4 separate regions of the Homo sapiens genome follow, and regions 1, 3 and 4 are each linked to region 2. Evidence: chromatin loops called from intact Hi-C (ENCODE). Cell type or tissue: IMR-90. All regions are shown on one strand.

Evidence for each region. Hi-C counts contacts between places; a loop is a spot of excess contacts. Peaks named below come from ENCODE experiments on the same cell type or tissue, not always from the same donor. Only the 100,000 strongest peaks of a DNase experiment are listed, where the experiment ranks them.
Region 1: a loop joins it to region 2, with 3 times the contacts of the local background. A loop is called at or near these places in 12 of 110 quality-filtered maps.
Region 3: a loop joins it to region 2, with 12 times the contacts of the local background. A loop is called at or near these places in 6 of 110 quality-filtered maps.
Region 4: a loop joins it to region 2, with 3 times the contacts of the local background. A loop is called at or near these places in 2 of 110 quality-filtered maps.

What each region holds. Positions count from the first base shown.
Region 1 is chr6:74,573,933-74,576,432 of GRCh38, reverse strand. All of the region lies in intron 2 of LOC101928516 (a long non-coding RNA gene), which reads right to left. Among named protein-coding and RNA genes, the nearest start is that of SNORD156, 550 kb to the left of the region's middle. In IMR-90, a CTCF peak has its summit at 1,427 (motif pointing right); no DNase peak of the experiment used is centred here.
Region 2 is chr6:74,086,545-74,089,044 of GRCh38, reverse strand. All of the region lies in intron 1 of LOC101928516 (a long non-coding RNA gene), which reads right to left. Among named protein-coding and RNA genes, the nearest start is that of CD109, 390 kb to the right of the region's middle. In IMR-90, a CTCF peak has its summit at 946; a DNase peak (open chromatin) is centred at 954; H3K27ac peaks cover 271 bases.
Region 3 is chr6:74,408,658-74,411,157 of GRCh38, reverse strand. The region is part of intron 2 of LOC101928516 (a long non-coding RNA gene); the gene reads right to left. Among named protein-coding and RNA genes, the nearest start is that of CD109, 710 kb to the right of the region's middle. In IMR-90, a CTCF peak has its summit at 1,517 (motif pointing left); a DNase peak (open chromatin) is centred at 1,487.
Region 4 is chr6:74,279,192-74,281,691 of GRCh38, reverse strand. The region is part of intron 1 of LOC101928516 (a long non-coding RNA gene); the gene reads right to left. Among named protein-coding and RNA genes, the nearest start is that of CD109, 580 kb to the right of the region's middle. In IMR-90, a CTCF peak has its summit at 1,212; no DNase peak of the experiment used is centred here.

The sequences.
Region 1 (2,500 bases), 490 kb before region 2:
TGACTCAAATTTAGGTATATTTATTACTTGGGTAGAAATTGAAAGAACTTGTAACATTTGCATTCTTTTGTATATAATTAAATACCACATGTATATATAATTTTAAATTTTTGCTAGCTTTTCACACAATTAACTTATTTGATCCTCTTAACAAATTCATAAGGTAGATGGGGTATATTTATTTTTAATACTATTTTGGAGACAAGTAAACTGGCATTAGAGGGGCTATATGGCTTTGGATTATGGTCTCATAAGTCATGCTCACTGGCACCATTCATTCCTTCATTCAAAAAATAGTCATCCCACTATGTTCCCATCACCCTTCTAAACAATGGGAATATGGTGATGAGCAAGATAAAAAATGTTTCTAAACTGATGTGCTTTAACCTCTGTTTCATCTGATAATAGAGATACCAAAGCTAAATAATTGTTTGAGCCTTGGATATGTTATTAGTACAGCGACCATAGAACTTATTGTCCAAACCAGGATACTTAATTATGAAATGAGGAGCTCTTTAAAAATATGCTGGTTCAAGAGGCATAAACTAGGGACTCTCTTGCAAACCAATCAGACTAATGGTCACCCTATTTATGGAGGCAGTCCCTTGATAAGCAAACCACTAGAGAACACCATCCTACTTATTTTTTAAAAGTTTCAGTCTATGGAATCAACCTAAATACCAAAGACTGGATAAAGGAAATGTGGTACATATATACCATGGAATACTGCACAGCCATAAGAAAGAATGAGATCATGTTCTTTGCAGTAACATCATTGGATCTGGAGGCATTATCCTAAGCAAGCTAATGCAGGAACAGAAAACCAAATATTGCATGTTCTCACTTATAAGTGGGAGCTAAACAATAAGTACACATGTACACAAAGGAGGGAACGATAGACACTGGGCCTACTTGAGGGTGGAAGTTGAGAGGAGGGTGAGGATTGAAAAGCTACCTATCAGGTAGTATACTCATTACATGGTTGATGAAACAATCTGTATGCCAAACCCCCACAACATGCCATTTACCTATATAAAAAACCTGCACATGTACCCCTGAACCTAGAACAAAAGCTAACAATAAAAATTAATAAAAGTTACAGTCTAATAAGAATTTCAAAATCTGACCTTCATTATTTTAGGGACTTCTGAATACACTGCTTTCCTCTATCAATTAAACAGGAAACTGCAGACTGAAGCAATAGGATGTTTTTGGGTGTAAGAAATAGAAAACTCAACTCAAAACTTGCTTATTCAGTTAATAGAATGTAATATCCTAAAATGTCTACAGGTAAAGCTGGCTCAGGTAGAGGCTTTATCTAATGGCCCAGCATCGACACGAAGGACCTGGTTTTGGTCTATCTCCTCGTTTGTTTTGATATAGGCTTCATCACAGGCAGTTACGCCTCAAGACCACCAGATGGCTTCCATAATCTCTCAGTTCTACAAATTCCTATAGTCCCATCAAGTAGGACAGTGTCATTGTCTTAGCAGAAAAAGTTGTTATAAATGTTCATCATTTATAGCGGCTAAGTTTATTTGACTATTTTGAACCATTCTCTGCATCTGGAGGATGAAGTGTGCTGATTGGCTTATCCTAATGTGATGTTTAATACTGAGTGTCAACTTGATTGGATTGAAGGTTGCAAAGTATTGATCCTGGGTATGTCTGTGAAGGTATTGCCAAAGGAGATTAACAGTTGACTCACTTAGATTTACTACCATATTTGGTAATGCAACTTCTTCTGCATGTGTGTGTGTGTGTGTGTGTGTATATATGTGTGTGTGTGTGTGTGTGTATATATATATATAGTTTGTGTGTATATGTATAATATATGACTGCACAAAGAACAAGCCAGTTTCTAAAACATCTTCTACAGCTTCTACTATTGTAACATTTATAAGGAAAAAGCTGTTTTTTGTTGTTATGAATATGTATTTGAAGCCCTCTAAAGGACAGTCACTGGCAAACAAGGAATCAGACAAATATTGAAAAACTTGTGGGTACAACTCAGTCAAAGAGTCGATTCTCCTAATAATTATCCAATTTTTTATAACCAAAATGTGGTTCTAAACTTTCTCAGAGACCCTCTTCTATGAGAGCCAATAATATAGCTAACTGTTAACAACCCCACAATACCAGGTTTACCCTTTAAATACAAGATGGAGTGCATAAACGGATGAAATGCCATGTACCCTAGACAACATGATCCATTTCCCTGGATCAGCAGCCCTCAAAATGCCTTGTCATTAATCCACTTGCAAGGCTCCCCAAACATGACAACAATTCTGGAAACCCCAAACCCCAGTCGACTTGGATAGGATAGCTAGGTCAACCTCTGCATCCATTTTTTATTTTCTCCCTACCATCATAAGTCCACAAAAAATGTCTGGACCTCTTTATGGTACAAGCCTAGAACCATTTCCAAGCTACCCAGAATGGCATTCCGCATGGTAACCGGAGTAGGGTGAAAGAGATGGCAGAGAAATTATTCACGCCT
Region 2 (2,500 bases):
TTGAATTTTTATTAGTCTTAAAATATATTTCAAGGTAGTTTGTAGGCAAATATTCTCTTAATTCCTTGAAATCCTTCTTTTAGAAGAAGGATTTTACAGCCGGGAGCAGTGGTTCAAACCTATAACCCCAGCAATTTGGGAGGCCAAGGTGGGAGGATCACTTGAGTCCAGGAGTTCAAGACCGGCCTGGGCAACATAGGGATACCCTGTCTCTACAAATAAGTTAAAAATTAACTGCCTGTGCTCATTGTGTGTGCCTGTGGTCCCAGCTACTCAGGAGGCAGAAGCAGAAGGATCACCTGAGGCCAGGATGTCAAGGCTGTAGTGAGGTGATATTGTGGCACTGCACTCCCACCTGGGTGACAGAGCTAGAAACCAAGATACATATTACAATAAATATTGTGTCCTGGTTTAATTTGGTAATTTTTTTTTATCTTACTGATTCATAAAATAATGGTGTATCTTAGAATGATGGCATCTTAGATGCCATCTCACAAAAAAAATAAAAAAATATGTATATATGCACACACACACACACACACACACACACACACACACATTCAGGTTATTTTATATTTTAAAGAAAAACATGTAAATTTTCCAAATAAGAAAATTGAGAGAAGGCAAAATCAATTCACCAATTATAGTTGGTGCTTTGTCACATAAATAGAAATAATACTGAAGACAAAGCTATTTGAAGATCCTGAAATGTGGATATTCATCCAATCCCACGCAAGATAATTGCCACAAATTTTGTCCTGTATAAACTGAAACTGTGACTATAACATATAGAAGGCTTATACAGTTTCTAGCTATTGAAAACAGAAATGTAGCTAACTAGCTTCCCTTATTTAATATCAGTGATTTTGTAAGGGAATGGTTCTCTTTACAAATAATGATAAACATGCATCTTGCTAAAATTATACAGAGAAACAGAGACCTCCAGTGGCTGAATAACTTCACATAGCGAGAATGTGAACAGCATAAAACAGATGGGAAAGACATAATGGATTATTCACCCAAAAGGTTCTTCAGTCTAGTCTTTCTTTCATGGCATGTACTCTAGTACTTCCTTAATTCTGGTCTAAGTGTCTGAGGACAACTGTGTTCTCACCGTTATGTCAGGAAAATCATATCCCTATCTAAGAGAAGTTGTTACTAGACAGTTTACCTGGTATTTATTTAAAATTATTTTTAATTAGGTTATATAAATTAATTTAAATTATATCTTCCAATTATTTTCTGTGATGTTTTTTCTATTAATATAGTTTCACTGCTTACAAGCAGCGATACTTAAATTTTTTAAATCCTCAATTGATCTTTGTGAGATAAAGAGCACAGACTACATATATGTAAGAAGAAAGTTATATACATAAATATAACATTTTAATAATTCAAATTAATGAGGTGAATGAAAGAAAACATGACAGTTACAAAATATATTTCTAAAACTAACATAATTCATATTATGTGATTCCACTTAATTCTCATATGTTTCCAAAGCTCAATATATGCTTTAATGAAAGCAAAAGTATAAAAATTGCTTGAATCTAAGCAAAAAGGGTTTTATTAAAGGTCTGAGGATCTTTAAAAACTATAGGTTCTCTGTAGCATGTTAAATATTTCTCCCAAAGGGGAGAAAAAACCATGTAAGTTCATTTTCCTTTGTTCTGTCTCTAATATTAGAGAACCACATAGTTTCATTCATTCAAAGAACAAATAGTTGCTAGATATTGAGGATATAAAGATGACTTGATTAACCTTTTAAATATTCAGTTTTCACTAAACACTAAGGTACAAATTAAGCTTCTATGACTGCTCAATAAAATTGAACAGTATTTATGAAAAGCTTACTAAGACAGCCCAGTTCTAGCTTAGAGGTTATTTCTGTATTTTTAAAATAAGGTTGGATAGAATAATAAAATAATGCCTTCCAAAACAGACTTCTTTCCCAAATATTCACACACATCTCCTTTCCCAAATCTCCATGTTTTGGAGGTTTTCTCTCTAAATACAACTCTGAGGCCAAATGCATACAAGACACAGTAAAGAGAAGTTTGGTTAATATAAGACATTATTACATACATACGGGTTTTTATACTTAAGATCAGGACACCTGAGGTCATAGCTACTATAAATAGGAGCCATGTCTTTGAACTCACAGTACCAGACATTGTATAGTCACTCTTATGTGCTGTCAATGAGTGACTGGGATAAAGTTATAGCATCAATCTTCATCTTTCCTGAACAATCAAGTGGGTAAGTCTGCTATGCCATCTTCAAAGCAATAAAGAAGTGTAATTGTATCAAGTGAAAATTCACATTGTGTAAACCTGAATTGCAGGTGGTATCAGATACATTGGCTGCTTGGTACAGATGAATGCTATCAAAGCATTAGAACAGCTCATTTTTTATTCAGCTATGCTAAGGAGGAGAGAGATTACAGACTTTTAAATCCCCTCTACTTGAGCAATGATTACCAAAACTAGATTACTCTATA
Region 3 (2,500 bases), 320 kb before region 2:
TGCCCAATAAAATTTTGTAATAGAAACAATATTTTCAAATGTCCTCAATAAAATAGTTATTTTATTGGTTGAGGAATCTTGATATTTTAAGGAAACATCACAACCAAATTCAAACTTATTATTAATCTCAATGACAAAAATTTGAACCTCAATAAAAGCATTCATTTTAAAGGAAAGTACAAGAGGTTGTTAACAGTTGTGATCAAACCATTCTTAACAGTGGTCCCTCTGATACACTAGCTCAGCTGGCAAGAGTAGAGCCGACCAGCCTGACATTTAAGCTCACCACATGTGGGATAGTTAGTTCCAGTTTGCTTCATGACCACAAATTACATACCTAACTCTTGTCTACCAATTAAAGTGTATGACTTTGGTTGTGAGAATGGCCAAATAAAAGAATGTGGCTGTCTTGTGACAACATCTCTACTGGGAAAAACCACCTCAAACTCTCTGCCTTGTTGATGATGAATCAATAGTGCCATTGATACATAAATAAAGACAGCATTTTAATGCATTATACTAAAGGAGTCTCCAATTGTTTGATGTTAATTTTATAAAGAAAAGAGATGAACACATTTTTGAGAATGCATGAAAATATACATACTAAAATTTAATTTTACTGCTTTCCTAATACATCTCCTTCTTATTTCCAGTGACGATTTCAGATTGATTTCTGTCTATGAGACTAAACAGAGAAATAGAACGGTCCTGTGCATTTGCAAGATGCTGTCTCTTGAGAGTAGTCCCTCAGGATCATTTTTGAGAATATGTTGTATCAGCAAAGCAGAAGTGATCTGCACTCAAAGATTTTATATAATAACTATCAAAACCTTAGATAATGCAGAAACAATGGCAAGATATACTTTCTATCTATATAACTAGATAACATCCCTCCATATTTTAATCTCCTCTGGCACACTAAAAGAAAAAGAGAAAGGTAACAAGGATGGAATTGGAAAGAGAAAGGTAGCAAGGTAACAAAGATGGAATATATCATCTAATCATCTCTTGGTGATTTTTAATTTAATTATTCTTTAATTTATCTACCTCTGAAAAATCCCTGTATTTCAATCACTACTATTGCCACGAGGATGTCATATGTTAGCTTCTGGTAATTATGAGTCTTGCCTATCTGGTGGCACTTAGGATATTCTTTCCTGGAATATTAAGCTTACCCCACTTCATGCTTTCTGCTTGTCTCTATTACATAAACTTTTTAAAATACCATAGTTTGTAGACTTACTATAGATTTTTAAAAGCATGACCAATAACCACAAGCTGGCTACATGTTTTTTGTTTGTGTCCAAATAAACTTCTGTGTAAATATGCATATAAATACTGCATTTAATATCAAGGACAGGTATGAGAAAGAATATTGTACGCAAAGAAAGACTACTAGTCCAGTATTCTAAAAGATCCTTACTCAGAAAGGACCTGGATGAGATGATTCAGTGTTAACAGTCATGCCTGTAATACTAAGGCCTGAATTTCATGACAGCATCATGGACTTTGACTGCTCTCTACTGGATAGAAAATATATGAGGTCTTCTCAAATGGATAAGCATTTCTGAAGAGATTGTTTTTATCTTCTTTCTCTTCTCATATTAAGGTAGGTAAAGATTCCATTTCCTTGCTGTACTTCTTTATATGTAAGCTAACTGTATTATTATGTTATTTTCCACATTCCAAATTTCTGAATATTTTAAGATGATACATATACAATGATATATTTATCATAGCTTTACTTTTAAATGTGCTTTCTCCCAAATTTATTCCCAAGTCACTTCCAGCAAATGACATTTATATTATAATTTCTTTCAACATATATAGCAATCAGTGTTCAACCAACAATGCTCCTATGTTGTTATTATTGAAAAGAAGCCCTCCATCACACACACAGACACACACACACACACACATTCATGAGATACTAACAATGCTTTGATGATCATTTTTGGTTTTAAAACTAACAAAACAATCACAATTTATTTTTGATACTAAAAAGCTAGAGATTAGAGTTTCATAAATGAAATATGAGGCCTATGGGACACTGCCATAATAAGAAGAGGAAAGGTCACGTTGCCTTCCTGATGGAGGCAACTGTTCATTCCAAGCACTGATGTCATAGCTGCACTCCTGTAGGGAGATACTGAGTAGGAAACAGTTTTATTCCTTCATCAGTGTTCTCTGTGCTATTATATGAATAAAAAGTAAAGGCAACTCTGATAGAAAGAAATTTGGTTATGTAAAAAACATAATGAAAACATAATGCAAAATGAAAATTAATACTTAGAGCTTTTCTGAAAATAACACCTAAAATAAGCCTTTTCCAGACATTTCCAAGATATACTTTCTAACTCCTTCTAATATTCAGGATTAAAAAAATCTGTAAAATATTATCTGAATTAAAAGAAGAGTCTTCAAACTGAGATATATGTATTTCTGGGGTACCTGAGGCTTTCTAAGGAATTCCCATGAAAGGATGATATTAAGGAAGTTT
Region 4 (2,500 bases), 190 kb before region 2:
ACAAAGCAAGACTCCATCTCAAAAAAAAAAAAGTGGTTGCAGGTGCACTTTCAAATATCATCAGTTTGCAGTAGTCCAACTGAAGAGATTAAAAGATTCCAAATAATTCCCAAATAAATAAAAAATAGCCACAGTGCAATTATTTCTTATGGTGTCTAGAAAAGCATTCAGTGTTGCCTGTTCACTTGTCACCGCCTGTTAAAATGTCTACTCAGGCCAGGCATGTTGGCTCAGGCCTGTAATCCCAGCACTTTGGGAGGCCGAGATGGGCGAATCACGAGGTCAGGAGCTGGAGACCAGCCCAGCCAAAATAGTGAAACCCTGTCTCTACTAAAAATACAAAAATTAGCCAGGTGTGGTGGCAGGCGCCTGTAATCCCAGCTACTAGGGAGGCTGAGGCAGGAGAATTGCTTGAACCCAGGAGGCGGAGGTTGCGGTAAGCCCAGATCATGCCACTGGATTCCAGCCTGGGTGACAGAGCAAGACTCCATCTCAAAAAAAAAAAAAAGAAAAGAAAAAAAAGAAAAAAAAGAAAAAAAATTGTCTACTCAGATCTGCTCATTTCTCTGACCAGGAAGGCAATGTTTGGTACACTCCAGTGTACATGCAGTCTCTCATTGCCAGTACTTGACAATATAGTTACTAGTCCTCTTCCCTCTTGCTCAGTGCCAGCTTATCCTCAGTACTATTTTACATGAGTCTCTCAGTTCATCACTTCACTCCACAGCATTTATAGGATGGGTGAGAATAGAGATAAACTTCTCCCACTTACCATCACTTGATGAACATCTGTGAAGAGATCCAATATGCCACAGGACGTTAACTCGAAAACATTGTACCCAACAAGCTCTTTTGCAACAAATTTATTGAATGGGCCAAAGAGTTTAAGTAGGATTTTTTTTTAATTTTGTTCATATCTGTCCTCAAACCTGTTTTGTCGTATTTTCCTTCCCTTACCTCTTGGCCATATCTTAGATTCCACAGCTTTCTGATTACTTTCAGGCATTAGAATAGTCTCCTTTTCCATCTTCTTTCCAGTTTAATATACAACGAAGCATTCAGTTTTCACTCAATTTTAAGCTTCCACTTCCCAGCCTCACTCAGAACTGATTCTCAGTTTCACAGTAATTGGAAGCAAGGGCGTATCATGATATTTTACTATGTTTCCACCTTTCTCTTCCAACTTCATTCCTGACTCACTACACTGCCTCTAGCTCCCCCTAGACGTGGGTTGGGAACAGGGATGAATGTTAAATTGGAAAAATCTGTTTAAAATTAATGGCATCATTTGTATTTTCTCCTGGTTGTTGGAAATCCTCTGTCACGGAAGATGTCCAAACATTGGCTCTCTCACACAAGGGATGTTTTGGTGGGTTCTCTGGAGACGCTTTCCCACAGAAGCGTTCAACATTACATCATTTACCAGTGAGCAACATTTTTTCTGGATGCCTTCAAGTGGCTTATTCACAGTCCCCATTTCTAATGACACCCCACAGAACCTTCATTTGCTGGGTCACCTTGCCTCACTAGACATCCTCTCTAAAGGGTTCTATTTCACTTCCTTCCACAGTGCCTTCTCTTGCTCCAGTAAGTGTACCCTTGCCCTCCTACTAATGGAGTTATTTGCTCTCACTGCAGCTTTCTCTCCTTACTTGTTCTTTAGCAGTTACTCGAGGTAGCTTTCCTTGTGCACATAGGGATTCAAGCCAGGGTAAACAGATCAGCATCACCCAAGCTCATTTCCACAGCTCAGCCAACAACCACCAGGGGCAATATGGCAGTTTCCCTTCATCATAAGAAGACATCCTCCACCACTTAGCTGAGTTAGAATAAAACAGTCTCCTCTTGAGTAAGCCAACAATCCTTTTCAAAGCATCTTCCTCCTATTTCTCCAAATTTATTATCTCATGTCACATTGGCTAAAGTTTATAAGATCATTTTTATTTCCACTCTTTAGCAAGTCCTTTGGAAATGTCTCTGGTCTTCAGAACAAGAGAGCACTTAAAATATAGTGTTCCCAGCTTTGAAGCCTCTGCTGACATCCTGGGACAGGAGGGTCATATTTAACATTAATACTCCAGAATTAAGGAAAAATAAACATAATTTTGTGGGTTCCGTTTCCCTAGTAATTAGTTTAGACTTTATTAGGAATATACCTATAGCAATTAGATATATATCAATAGCTTCAGAAGCCAAGGTAAGATATTTTCCAGGTAATAGGAGAAACAGAGGAGAAAACTTTCAAAACAAATCTGGATCCTTAGTGGCTCAATTATGTTGGATAGTTTCCTGAGCATTATTTCTCTATCCTTTCAATGCATGTGGTGGTTTTAAAATATATCTGCAAACTCCTTTATATCATACTCCTCACTTCAAGAAGTTGAGTTGAATTCCCCTCTTCTGAAATGTGGGCTGGATTTATAACAATAAACTTCAAACCAATAGATTATGGCAGAATTGATGGAATATGATGAGGCATAAAAGTCATTGAGGGTTCTTG